Regions from separate parts of the Homo sapiens genome. Here regions 1, 2, 3 and 5 are each linked to region 4. Evidence: chromatin contacts called from ENCODE Hi-C or POLR2A ChIA-PET data. All regions are on one chromosome and are shown on one strand. Each heading gives the region's core, a stretch centred on a gene start or an enhancer-like site at or near the end of the contact. The rest is flanking DNA. Distances are from core to core; before and after follow the strand shown.

The links. Hi-C counts contacts between places; a loop is a spot of excess contacts on that map. ChIA-PET counts read pairs that join two places held with the same protein, here RNA polymerase II (POLR2A). Pooled maps may share reads with other maps.
Region 1: a pooled map shows a loop between it and region 4 (10-fold over the local background). The contact joins two enhancer-like sites. A Hi-C loop is called at or near these places in 4 of 37 single-sample maps with no recorded cell type and 5 of 50 pooled maps. POLR2A ChIA-PET finds 5 or more read pairs at or near these places in 1 of 52 experiments (OCI-LY7).
Region 2: a pooled map shows a loop between it and region 4 (4-fold over the local background). The contact joins two enhancer-like sites. A Hi-C loop is called at or near these places in 1 of 50 pooled maps.
Region 3: a loop to region 4 is called in a map with no recorded cell type, with 17 times the contacts of the local background. The contact joins two enhancer-like sites. A Hi-C loop is called at or near these places in 5 of 37 single-sample maps with no recorded cell type and 2 of 50 pooled maps.
Region 5: a pooled map shows a loop between it and region 4 (5-fold over the local background). The contact joins two enhancer-like sites. A Hi-C loop is called at or near these places in 2 of 37 single-sample maps with no recorded cell type and 3 of 50 pooled maps.

Annotation. Positions count from the first base shown.
Region 1 is chr3:19,538,637-19,541,336 of GRCh38, forward strand. No RefSeq gene overlaps it. Among named protein-coding and RNA genes, the nearest start is that of MIR4791, 230 kb to the left of the region's middle. RefSeq lists an enhancer at 2,068-2,177. Within about 2 kb of position 1,300, at least 3 of the 41 ENCODE cell types and tissues checked have a DNase peak (open chromatin) inside an H3K27ac peak, as active enhancers do; they include OCI-LY7, where a contact is called at or near this core.
Region 2 is chr3:19,558,445-19,561,144 of GRCh38, forward strand. No RefSeq gene overlaps it. Among named protein-coding and RNA genes, the nearest start is that of MIR4791, 240 kb to the left of the region's middle. Within about 2 kb of position 1,432, at least 3 of the 41 ENCODE cell types and tissues checked have a DNase peak (open chromatin) inside an H3K27ac peak, as active enhancers do.
Region 3 is chr3:16,911,181-16,913,880 of GRCh38, forward strand. All of the region lies in intron 1 of PLCL2 (phospholipase C like 2), which reads left to right. Among named protein-coding and RNA genes, the nearest start is that of MIR3714, 21 kb to the right of the region's middle. RefSeq lists an enhancer at 1,444-1,673. Within about 2 kb of position 1,376, at least 4 of the 41 ENCODE cell types and tissues checked have a DNase peak (open chromatin) inside an H3K27ac peak, as active enhancers do.
Region 4 is chr3:18,222,349-18,225,048 of GRCh38, forward strand. All of the region lies in intron 4 of BALR6 (B-cell acute lymphoblastic leukemia associated long RNA 6), which reads left to right. Among named protein-coding and RNA genes, the nearest start is that of SATB1, 200 kb to the right of the region's middle. Within about 2 kb of position 1,304, at least 2 of the 41 ENCODE cell types and tissues checked have a DNase peak (open chromatin) inside an H3K27ac peak, as active enhancers do; they include OCI-LY7, where a contact is called at or near this core.
Region 5 is chr3:16,840,594-16,843,293 of GRCh38, forward strand. No RefSeq gene overlaps it. Among named protein-coding and RNA genes, the nearest start is that of PLCL2, 43 kb to the right of the region's middle. RefSeq lists an enhancer at 1,723-1,972. Within about 2 kb of position 1,423, at least 22 of the 41 ENCODE cell types and tissues checked have a DNase peak (open chromatin) inside an H3K27ac peak, as active enhancers do.

The DNA.
Region 1 (2,700 bases), core at 50-2,549, 1.3 Mb after region 4:
GGGTACAAGTGCAGGCATAGGCTCTATTAAGGGCTCTTCCAAAAGGCTTTCCTTTGCCTATTTATTTCACTTTATAGAAAGGCAAATGGTCCAAATAAATATTAAGCTGAGAAAGGAGCAGAAGTTTTGGAAGAACACAAAGGAGTGTTTGCCTCCAACCATTTTTTTCTTGCTCTGTGATATGGACAAGTTATTTAAGACATCTGAGCCTCAATTCCTTCATCTAAAACTTGAAGAATAAAATATATCCAATTTTCAGAGTCTTCGTGAGAATTAATGAAGTAATTTTTGTGAAGGCACACTACCCGACGTACAATAAACGCTAAACAAATGTCAGTTTATCTTCCTGACCTTTCATCCCCTGGTTCCTTTCCTATTTCCCCCTCCTCCCCTCATCTCCTTCTTACCTCTCCTTCCTGATTTTTTCACCTTTCCTTGCCCCCCCTCTCCTCTTCCCCAACTTCTTCCTGGCTCTCCCTTTATCTCCAGCCTCCTCCCACTTACATCCTCTCCATTCTCTCTTTCCCGCTCCCTCCTCTCCCCTTGGCCCTTCCTCATGCTTCCTCCTTTTCCCTCTCACTCAGTGTTCCAGGCCACCTTCTGGAAAATGAGTCCTCTCTTTGACATTTTCTCTGCTTAGGTCACAAAGTAGCTTTCATAATATGTCCCCTACAGTCTATTCATCACAGTGTTAACAATCAAGTCAACATTTACCTTTTTAAAAAAAGTTGTTGAAGAGCCACCAGGGCAGAAAAACATGCTGTTTCTGCCCCCAGCCACCTTATCCCCAACCCGTGTGGCTTCTAATATGTCTATCTGAATTTCAGTGAAGTTTTATTTTGAACTCTTTAATTACAGAAAGATACAGGAAGTTTATTCACTAACACAAATATATTCTACAAACACATACCATTTTTCCCCATAAAGTTTTTCTATAGAGATTTGCTGTTGCTTTAGAAATCACACACATATATGTCACAACCACCATCCCTGGCCACAGAAGACCTGAGCACTATCAGCCAGAAGCCTCAGAGCTTTCTCTGTGGCAAATGTTGTTGCCCTCTTACCCACAGTTCCTCTGGCTAGAAGCAGAGCTTATGAAATGTCTGCCACTTCACACAGATGCCTTCAAAGCTTCCCTTAGTAGCCCACCGTGTGAGTAGGTCTCATCAGAGGGAATAAGCTAAATGTTACTCCCTGCAGCTTGTGTCCTGAAAGAACCTATTCCTTGAGTTGTGTCATTCACCAAGCCCTGAATAAACAGTATAAAAGACATGAGGACAGCACAGTGAGGCAGAGATAGACCAGCACTTACATACCTGTCATTGCAGGTAATTAAATAAGCTGTTCATTCCAGAAAAAAAACAGCTGGTGGGAAAATGTGTCCAAAGGGCAAAACTATGCCTTCTTAAGCTATTTCCTTTTAACTTGGGTTTTTCCTTTATGGAGATAAGAAGCTGGAAATGGGATGGAATTTGACGCTGAAGCTAAGCTTCTGGGTTTTTTTTCACAGTTGGCTTGATAAAAATAGAACATACATATGTGATATATTTGAGTACAACAAAGAATAAAATAAGAGGAAGTGAGACTTAAAAGTGTGTCTGTGCTTTTTATTTTTGTAAAGAACTAATATACTAAGTTGAAGGGACCACTTTCATTTAAGAATTTCCTCCAGGGTAAAGAGTACCCTTTTGCTTTGGCACTTTTACTTGCCATGGTAATTTTTTTTAACCAGTGCTGACTCTGAACTTTATGCTACTCCTGTAGCTTTATTCTTCACTATGGTTTATTTGTCCTGAGAGAGAATTATTTCTGAACTCTGCATGGGGGTCAGTATTAAATGCTAATAAGGAAGGGGCTCAAACTCAGCCACATCTTTTGGGGAACACAGAGCCCTCTGGGTAGCTGCAGCCACATGGCCAACACTCAGCATCTTTGGGGCCCCTTGCTATGATTGGCAGTGATGTCCAGAAGCCCTCAGATGGAAACACAGATTTCCGAAAGTTGCCATGATAACTTATTGACCAAAATGAGTCATAAGAGTTCCTCCTGCTATAATCAGACAACCTGTGGAACCAAATCTAATTGTCAACTCTGGCTTCCAGTACCCCAAAGGTATTTGAGCCCTGGGCCTAGATCACTTAGCATATCTCTTGTTAACTTACACAAAAACCACGTCTACAGAAAAGGGGTAAAGAAGACAACATTTCTCACACTTGGTTCGCAGGGTGTGGTTTGCGGGACAACAGCAGCAGCTTCATCTGGAAGCTTGTTAAAAATGCAAAATCCTGGACCCCCATCTCAGAGCAGTGAATCAGAATCTACATTTTGACAAGATTCTCAGGTAATTTGTGCACATGTTAAAGGCTTAGAAATACCTGAACAAGGCCGGGTGCGGTGGCTCACACCTGTAATCCCAGCACTTTGGGAGGCTGAGGTGGGTGTATCACGAGGTCAAGAGATGGAGACCATCCTGGCTAACATGCTGAAACCCCGTCTCTACTAAAAATACAAAAATTAACCACGCATGGTGGCGGGCGCCTGTAGTCCCAGCTACTTGGGAGGCTGAGTCAGGAGAATCGCTTAAACCCAGGAGGCAGAGATTGCAGTGAGCAGAGATCACGCCACTGCACTCCAGCCTGGAGACAGGGCAAGACTCTGTCTGAAAAAAAAAAGAAAGAAAGAAAGAAAAAAGAAAAG
Region 2 (2,700 bases), core at 182-2,681, 1.3 Mb after region 4:
TCCAGCTTTGTTCTTTTGGCTTAGGATTGACTTGGTGATGCGGGCTCTTTTTCAGTTCCATATGAACTTTAAAGTCGTTTTTTCCAATTCTGTGAAGAAAGTCATTGGTAGCTTGATGGGGATGGCATCGAATCTTAAAAGATGTAAGAACTGCTGGGATGCCCTCTTAAGTTTAGATATCAAAAGGCAGGTACTATAATCCTTCTTTATTCTCTTCTGCATAAAATTATTGTTTTTCACAACCTGGGTGCAGACTAGATTCTACTACAATTTCAATATGAAACTGGAAATTTTAATAAGATACATCTGGCAATTCAGCCTTCAGGTCCCAGGCCAAATGTCACCATTTAAGATTTATACTCTTATAACACCGTGAGCTTTTTTCAAAGGATTTAAATTAAAAATGTAACTACGTATTTTATCAATCAATGTTTCTTTTTTCATCACACTGTAAACTCTTTGAGAGCAGGCACTTTGTCTATTTTTCTCACTATTATATCCATAAAGAACACAGAAATTACTAAATATTTGTGTAGTTAAACAAGTGAATAAATGAGGGAATGAATGCATCAATGAATAAAAAGCTGGGATCAGATGTTTTGTATCATAGGAACCGTGTCAAGATTCAGAAATGTTGTTGACACCAAACCAATCTCTAAATTATGTTCTCTATATTTGCCATATTTACTACTTTGTAAGATAATATATCTTCCAGTAGAACTCAGGGTTAACTTTGTATTCTGCAAGGCCATCTGAAATCTGTATGGACCTGCCATTCTAGGTAAAGGAGATCTAATCTCTAGTTTCCTCTGACTCTCCAGGTTCTGACTCAGCAGAATGGACTAAAGGACCATTATCAATATCCAGAACTTCTAGGCTTCTTAAAGAGCTTGAAATGATGTACATAGAATCAAAGTTTCCCCAAAACCTGAAAGCAGTTTTGGACCCAGCGTTCAGCCATACTTGAATACAAAGGAAAAAAGTAAATGCAGAAAGTGGTGGGAAATGAAAGGAGAAAGGCAATAGAAGAAAGCACTAATTTTTTGACATAGCCACTTGAAAGAAGAAAAATAATTAGTTATATATTTACACAATTACCAAAGAATTATAGCCCGTTTCTCAAAGTCTGTGTTTTTAATAGTGATCTATTTAGACAGTTGTATTAACTCTCACAGTCCAATATGTTACTATTGGGAACATAGAAAGATACCTGTTGTTTATATTTAATATAAGTTTCTATCTTTTATCTGTCAGGGGAAATTGAATGAGAACACTGTTTTAGAATACCTCAAAATTTCTTAGCTGTAACTCAGTATGCAGATATAATTAATGGTGGAAATGAAAATTCCCCACACTGGGAATTCTGGCTTTATTGCTATTAAATCCTCTGCACAGAGGTTGAGCCAGAGGTCTTGGGACCACATATTTTACTTCCCTCCTTCTATCTTGTTCCCATTTCTGTGACCGAGTTTCATTTCTCAGTTTTAGTTCTGCTCAGTTTTCTTTTCTCTGAGAATAAAACTACCAGATGTAAATGGCACCTGTTGCCACAGCAGCTAAAATATTCAGTTCTACCTTTCTCTTCTCAAAGGAACCTTAATGTATTCAGTACCTTTCTCTGGGTTAGAACAAAAGTTAGGAGCTAGGTTAGAATTAACCTCAGATATTCTCACAACCACTGAGATACAGCGTATGTGTGAATTCATTGACTGTTGATATTCCAAATCATTGTAAAATCACCTGTGTCATGAGAAAAAGAAACAATCATATGATTGATCAATGGTTCCATATTAACACCATCTGTCTAGGGGCTCTTCTAAGAGTTCTATGGCAAGAGAGAACAAAGTACACTAATGGAGCGTGAACTTTCTGTGGCTTACAAAGTCGGTTACATTTCAAGTTAGATTCATGTTTGATTCCCTGCAGTTTAATTTAGCCAGCAATATCCCCATTAAGATTGGTTCTTCCTCTGATTGAATCAAATAATTACTTGCTTATACTTCCAAGCTCTCATATCCCTTCCAATTTCTTTTGTTTTCTCAATGGAATTACTGTCTGCTTGGTTAGTTGAAAGGATTAAATCCTAACTGAAAGAAAAGTAGGAGTCTTTGAAGTGGCTGCTCTGTCTCTATTATAGAAACAGGAAAGGCAGGAAGTCCTACAAAAACTGTCACCACATTTATTGCCAAGTTTGTTCATGTCTGTACATTTTAAGGGATGGCTCTCTAAAGTCATGGAAAATTAAATGGGGAGATGGATTCTAAAGAAGGAACATATGTCAAACAAAAAATATATCCACACATAAAAACTGTATACAAATGCTCATCATAGCTTTATTCATCACAGTCTCAAACTGGAAACATCCCACATGCCCATCAACAGAGGAATGGATGAACAAAATACTGTTCAGCAATAAAAGAAATAATCTATTAATATACGCAACAACATAGATGGATCTCAAAAGCATTATGCTGAGCGGAAGAAGCATACTATGTGATGACATGTATATAGAACTCTAGAAAAAAACAAATCTAATCTATAAAGACAAAAAGCAGATCAGTGATTGCCTGGAACCAAGGTAAAGAGAGGAGAGGACTGACTAGGGACAAACACAAGGGACTTTTGTGGCATGATAAAATGTTCTGTATATTAATCGCAATGGTGTTTATATGGGAATAAATTTACCAAAATTTATCAAAA
Region 3 (2,700 bases), core at 126-2,625, 1.3 Mb before region 4:
GGGCGGAGGTTGTAGTGAGCCGAGATAGCGCCACTGTATTCCAGCCTGGGCCACAGAGCAAGACTCTGTCTCAAAAAAAAAAAAAAAAAAAAAGTAATGAGCACAGCTCTGATTTGAATACAGGTCTGTCAGGCTCCAAAGTTTTCTCCATAGTTTTGCATTAATATATTCTTAATTTTATATTTGCAAAGTTATTTTTATTTTAATATCATAGCTTAGTGGGAGAGTAGGGACACTATTTAAAACTAAGGAGCAGACAAAGAATACTCCAGAGTATCTTTAGAATTTACTTAGTTTGTCTCCCTAGTTCTAGGAAATCTGAATCTAACTCATATATTAGATTATATTTTCTTTGGAACAAACCCAGATCTTTAAGAAAGAGGAGTTCAGTGCCTCCTTTCCCAATTAGCTAATCATCTATAAGCTTCACTTTTGTCATACAAAGGTGCTGGACTCCCAGAGTTCATGCAGTCACAACTCAAATGGTGAAGAGGAAACCTGAACTGTCTCTAGTTATTTTTAGGTGTTCCTGATAATCAATTTTCATGCAAAATACAAATGATCATTTATTTGTCCCTTTGTTTTCATGAATACAGGCTGAGCATCTGTAATTCAAATATCCAAAATGTTCCAAAATCTGAAACTTTTTGGGTACCAACATGATACCACAAGTGGAAAATTCCATACCCTAACAGCACCTTTGCTTTCAGTGTACATAAACTTTGTTTCGTACACAAAATTATTAACAATATTGTATAAAATTACCTTCAGGCTATATGTATAAGATGTATATGAAACATAAATGAATTTCTTGTATAGACTTGGATTCTATCCCTAAGATGTCTCATTAGGTATATGCAAATATTCCAAAATCCCAAAAAAATCTGAAACGCTTCTGGTTCCAAGCATTCCAGAGAAGGGATACTTAATATGTAGTAGTATATGGATGCCTTGCCTCATAGTCACCCTCCCCAGTGGTTTAATGCAACCATTAAATTATTTTTGTTTTAAAATATTTGATCTGGGTTTGAATTTATGGAAATACTTCACGTCAGTTTTTTTTTTTAAATAGCCAAATAGTGTTTCAAAATTTTATCAAGATTGTGATTGGTCTTTAACCTTAGAAGCAAAACTGACATGGAAGGATGAAACAAGTAGGTAGAATGGTGAATTTTGGTATTCATGTGTTTGGACATCTGTGTCCTTATCAAAAGAAAGAATGTATATAGTTGGACAAAATTGAAGGTCCATGTGGTATATTTAGAAAATATTACTTGTTAGTGGTTTAACATGTGTATAGTGGTTTTACTTCAAGCACTTTCAAAGATTTGAGTTTGTTTCTGCCCTTGTAACACTTCAACAGTCATATTAGTTTGCTTTACCATTTTTCTTTGAAGGGAACTGAGACTGATTCAGTTGTGCAAGGTGATGAGCAACATTGCTCAAAAAGCCAGAAATAGATTTGTGGGCTTCTGACTGTGAGACCAGGTGCTCTCTCCACTGAATTATTCTGCTTTCTTTGACTGTTTTCTTTGCTTTAAAAAATATTAATGCACAATTCTGAATTGCTGTTGACTGTGAGATAAATTCATGTTAGATCTATAAATAATGCACTTTCCAACCAAACCAGCCAATGGAACAAAACGCTTTTTGAGACATTGGTGTTGGAAGATGGCCTCCTCCCACCAGCTGACTGTATTCTCATCATCCCCCACATCTGTCCCATTGTTTCTGATGCTGGTACCAGGCTCCTGTCTCCAACACATGCTTAGATAATTACAAGAATTAACCTCCCTTCCTTCTGTTCTTCTCCCTTTCCCCCAAATCCTTTTTCACAGTTTCCAGATTAGTTCTCCTACAGCACTACTTTGTGAAATTCTCTCAACATGTTCTATGATACCCTTTGCTCTGAGGCTGAAGCCCTAACCTTCCTCTTGGTTTCCAGGACCTCCCATGTATCATCAGTACTACTCTAGCATCTTCTTCTGCTTCTCACCAACCTCCGTCTTGGCCAGACTGGGCCTCGCAAACTGACATTACTTCACCTCTCTTGTAGTCTTGTAATCTGTACCCTATTCCAGAATTACTCTCCCTCTCCTTTTGGTTAGCAAGCCCAGCTTTCCTCTAGGGACTTTTCTTACCCATTCGCTGGAAATTTGGTTGTAGGTGTGCCCTGTATCTTTTATCTAGTAAGACTCTTCTGTGGGTTTACTAATTTTCATTTAGAAAGAGGATCACTACCTAATGATGTAAGGTGTGGTGTAAAATTTTTCTCAATTATATTTTCAGATTATTGCTGGGATTCTGTTATGATTAGTAAGCAAACGAATTAATATTTTAATGGTTGACTGCCTTCTGATATGTTTACCTCAAATTATATCATTTTAAATTATAGATTTAAATTTTAAGAAAAACAAATATTTACATTTAGTCAAAGATTTTGTGAAATGACCTTGTTTTGAGAAAGAGAAATGAAGTCCAATTACTGAATAGAATATGAATATATAAATATATTTATGTATGTGTATATATGTAAAAAATAGCTGTCATGTAGTCATTATTTTTGTGACAGTGTATTGCTAAAAAGATCTTCATAATAATTTTGAATAGAACACTGGGGGTGCTAGATTTAGAAATTAATGATTTTATGGAAGAAAGATCTGCCTGTAAATTTTGCTCCTATTATGAATAAAAGGGAGA
Region 4 (2,700 bases), core at 54-2,553:
GGGGAGAAAAGAAGGAAAGAGTAGGAGAACCAACAAAGATTCAAATTTGTCACCATGCCAAAGACAGCCTAACCCCTAGAGCAGAGGTCTCAAACCTGGAGCCTTGGGGCAGACACAGGAGCAAATGAGTTTTGTTTGGCTCATACACCAGTAATTAAGAATTGGATTTGAATGCTCTTATGCATTGGTGTGCAAGTAAATGTTTAATAACCAACTCTCTGGGAGTGGAGTGGAAGCCCTGATTTGCAATGTTTGACAATTCCTGTGGCGTAAATGGTCAATTTTGACTTACCAAGATGAGGACACCGAAAAGAGCTTTGGGAAGAGATGTGTATAATCGGCCCTCTGAAGTCCACTCCATCACAGCACTGTATTTCAGGGGGGCCTGCATTCTCTTGGGTTCCCACCTCTTCATGCTGTCTTCCACCCTGCCCACTTTCCTCTCTTAAATCACCTCTTTGGTCCCAGTGGGCTGTGAAATTCGTGACTTCTGCCTGGAGCTTTTCTGGGTGCCTGACGTTGGTCACAAAGCTAGGCTGAGGAATGTGCTGGCTATTTTGAGGTGTGATCAGAGACTTGCATTCATTGTGAAGAAAGCAGAGGGATTTGGCAGAGGAAAGCAAAGACTAAGCCTGGGATACAGCAGCTATAGGAAACGTGGCTTGGGTGTCACTTGATTGGCTGCTACTTGTTTTTGTGTTCCCATCTGTCAAAAACAGCTGGAAGTCACAACTAAATTAAAGGTGGAAAATGCTTTGAAAAAGTAATGGGGCCACACACAAAAAATATTACTACTATTTCTTCCCCTCAGCTTCCCCACTCCGCTAAATGAGACATTCTGCAAGGACTGGATACTATTTCTGTCTTTTCACACTTCTCTTGCTAATGTTCAGTGGGCTTCAGAGATCTGATATAAATGTACAGGCGATGTGGAAACTGATTGAGAGGCAGATTTATATTAAAAATTGTATACATATATTTACCACCAGTTTTAATGATGCACTTTTGGTGAAGATGAGTTGCTTAAAACGAAATAGACTTAAGAACATATTACTTAAAAATCATATCATGTGTCTTTTTGCTTCACATTTAAACCAGAAAACAAAATCTATATTCACTGTTAGTATAACGCTTAGAAAAGAAAAGATTTTGTCCATGGCTCCCAAATCAGTAGATTATGGTTGTAAGCCCCAATGAGTTCTAAACCATTTGCCAAAGAGCAAGCACCCACCAACTTCCCTCCCCCTGCCAAACATACACTTCCCTCCTGTCTGATTTATAGAGACCCTTTGTTAGGGATGTAGTAATGAAGCCAGCTGCTGTGTCTTTCTGCAGCCCACTGCACCCCTCCCTCGCCTCATCCCCCAGAACAGTTACTGTCAACACCCTGGGGACACTAGCAGAGAGCTCCCAACAGGAAGTCTGGGGATGCTTTTTGATTCTGTGACCATCTTTCACTTCCTCCTTGAGTCCTCATTCTCACTTTGGTAGCCGAGGTCTGCCCTGCCTGCTACCAGAGTGACAAGAGAGGAGTAAAGAAACCAATAGCAAGATTTGGGTACTTAGAGCACTTTAATGGTACTTCAGGAAAATAAGAGATAAAGCAGAAACCAGGTTTAATAATCATAATAAGAATTCTAGAAGCTGTCTCCCACCACTTTGTGATAAACCCATTATCTCACTTAATTCCTCCCTCAGATGGTCTGAAGTCAGCCTGAAGGTGGAACCAAGACAGACTATTGTGAACACTTAGGCAACAAAAGCGTCAATGTGAAGAGAAGTTCTAGTATACTGTTTTCAGGCTTGGTACTAACCTTCATACTTGGGATGCCCAGCCTGGCTGACTTCTACTCATCTTCTAAGACTCATCACAGACATCGTATCTTTCAGGAAACTTCCGCGTTAGCCTGTCTCTCTACTGACACCCCCTCAGGTGCACTCCCCTGTTCCTAGATATTTCTCTCACTGCAGTTACCACAATCTATTGCCCGTCTAGACAGTTGGACGATTTATTCTTTGAGAGTAGAGAATGCAACTTGTTCATCTCTGTAGTCTCCGATCCTATTTTTTTTTGCCTTATGTATAGTAAGTGCTCCAAAAAAGTTTGATGAATGAATGAATGAATTCTGAAAGGATACTATAAGAAATGAAAAGAAACTGAATGAAGTTTATAGAAGAAAGAGGTTTTGAGTAGAATTTTAAGGACTGCAGTGTTTGGAGTAAGAAAATATGTTGCCATGTGGAAATGAGGAAGTAAAAGGGTTACATGTAGAAAGTTGTATTTCATTTTGTTTAGCCAAGTTCTGACATTCAGAAAATCGAGAAATAAGGGGAACCAAATAACAGAGAAAGCAATTGGTGGACAGGTAGTTTGAAGCCACTGTGCAAAGGAATTTATTAATGACAGGAGCTACTAACACCACATCGAGTCTGGATGTGCCATGCATCTTGAAAGCTCAAATGTGTGCTAGATTGTCTTGCAAGCTCACAGATTCCAGGAGAGTTATGGACACACTAGAAGGGAATGAAGAAAACCTTTGGCTCTAGGTTTCATTTGAGGCTGCCTTATTCAGCTATACTTCCGATAGCAAAAATGAACCTGCTCTGGAAGTCTACGTTTCTCCTTTATCCCTTGGAAAATAAAATTCAGTTTCACATAAGTCTCTTTACATTTTCATTAAGTTATCAATAGCATCAGAA
Region 5 (2,700 bases), core at 173-2,672, 1.4 Mb before region 4:
TTATACATAGATAAATAACTTCCTAGTACCAAATTTTCTGCCAGTTATTAATACTGAGTGTTATTAACACTGGGAAGTTATTTGTCAATATATAACAAAAAGCCTTTAAAATGTTTATATCTTTCAACCGAGTCATCTATTTTAAAGAAATAATAATTTTGTAAAGGAAACAAAAAGTTATACTCAAAGATATCCTTGCAGTGCTACAATTTTTAATGGGGAGAATTGGAAACAAGCTCAGAACAATAAAAGGGTGGGTGGTTAAATATGCTACTTAGAATGAAATATGCTGGCATTAAAATGAGATTTTAGTAATAATCTATGGTCATAGCTACCATTTATGAAGAGTTTACTATATGCCAGGCCCCAAGCTAAGCACTTTGAAAATATATTATTTTATTTAAATCTTATTACAACAGATTAGTAACCTCCCAACTTCCAACAATTTTATCACCTCATTTAAACTCATTTGACAAATTAGAAAATGGGGGAAAAAAGTGTTAACATGAGCAAATTCTCTTGATATTCCTTTAAGCAAAAAAAAAAAAAAAAAGGAAGTATACAAAGTTGTATGCACAGTAGTCCCCTCTTATCTGCTTATCTGCATGGGATGCCTTCCAAGACCCCCCACCAGATGCCTGAAACCTCAAATAGTACTGAATCCTATATATTCTCTGTTTTTTCAAACTGATAACCAAAACAACTACTATGTGGTATACATCGTGGGTATTCTGGACAAAAGGATATTTCACATTTCAGGAGGACCTAGTGGGACAGCGTGGGAGTTCATCAAGCACCTTAGAATATTGCACGATTTTAAACTTATGAATTGTTTATTTCTGGAATTTTTCATTTACTATTTTCAGACTGCAGTTGACTGCAAATAACTAAAACGTTGGAAAGTGAAAGTGCAGGTGAGAAGGGACTGCCGTAGTTTCAGCTCAACTATAGAAGTACAATAAACCCACTCATAATCTTGTAAGTAGGAATAAAACTCCAAACTGCATAAAGTGCAGGTTTGTATTATTACCAAGTTCCTGAAGTATCAGTGGGGGCTGGAAGGTGGAGGACAGCTCCATCGCTAGTCATTCACATGCATTATTCTGGATACATGAAGTTTAGTGAGAAATTTACCGAGATGTTGAGTGATTTTTCTCTGTATTGTAGCATTATGGGTAATTTATGCTTTTCTGGCTTTTCCACATTTTCTACAATTAGCATGTAGACGTATTGCATTAAAAATGCTTTGAAAAGTTTAGAAAACTTAAAGCAATTTGTTTTACTAATTTTTTAAAATAAGAGGGCAATGACATCTCTATTCTTTACAGTCCTTTTAGATCTGACAGCTCAGTAATTTAGACAGGAGAGAGAAAAGACAAAGCCCAGTGGTCAGAGGGAAATGGGAGGTGTGTCCCCTCCCAGCTACAGTGAGGGGGCCACGTGACGCCTGTGGCAGCATCTGTGGTCACATATGTTACAAGTGAAAAAAATATCACAATGAGGTTGGTAAAGCCTTGGGCATTACCCAACCTCATGTAGCTACCAAAATGTTTATTAAAAAACTATTTACAAAAGAAAGAAAGACACTATTAAGGGGTAAAACCAGTTTTCTGTATTATCTAAGAATAGAGATGCTCCCCCAAGTTAGCATGAGAGGCTAATTAGGGAACAGCGCTCTTTGACAAGAAACAAGAAGCAGGCTGGTCTCCTTCTGCTGTTTGCAGGATCTTTGAAAACTGAACTGAAGTTAACTTTGAGGCCGGCCCAGCATTTGTTAAATCTGAGCTTCTGAAGCTGCCGCAGCTGCAAGGTGTGCTCCCAGCTCCTGCAGCAACCCAAGTAACCGGGGGAAGTGCCGGAGGTGGTGAGCAGAAGTAGGGAGAGGGGCGATCCCCCTGCAGGATGGGATGCCAGGCCCAGGGTTGGGCCTTACAGGAAGTGCCCAGCTTTTGTTGAGGTGGCTGTGCCAAGCAGCAGAGGGCCCGCCCTTGTTTGTTGGGGTTTTCCTACTGGGTTCCGTGATGAGGTGGCTTAAAAGCAGAAGACTCAGAGAACCCTAAACGCTGGCTCAGGCCTGAAGGCTGAAGTTAGGTGCATTTAGAGAAATCGTTCATGTATGCAGGGGGCAGCTGGAGCAGCTGAGAGAGAGAAATGTCAAGTATTAGGTTCCAGATGGGCTCCTAGCAACATAATGCTAATTTTCCAGAGTGCTTTCACCTTTCTTCAGAGCCACTCATTCGTTCCTTCAACTGATGTTTACTCAGTATTGTTATAGGCACTGGAGAAGCCAAGATAAATAAGACACCTTTGCTGCCCATCCAGGTAGGAGACAGAGAACCAACAAACACATTTCAGTGTGGTGAGTGCTGTGGTGGGCCCAAGACCAGGGCACTGTGGGCACTCCCTGGAGAAGAACCTCACCGAAGCCAGGGGTTCAAGGAAGTGATAATATCTGAGCTATGTCTTACTTTGGTGCGTCTCCGATTGTAACGGATGCAAAAAGCACTTGGGGATCGTGTTAAAATGCAGGTTCTGATTCAGCAGGGTTGGGTGGAGCCTGAGATTTTGCGTTTTTAACAAGCTCCCAAGTAATGCCAATGCTGCTGGTCCAAGGTCCACATTTCAAGTAGCAAAGTCCTAAATGATGTCTAAGAAGGAGTCAGCCAGGTGGAGAAGTGGGAAAGGATATTCCTAAGAGAA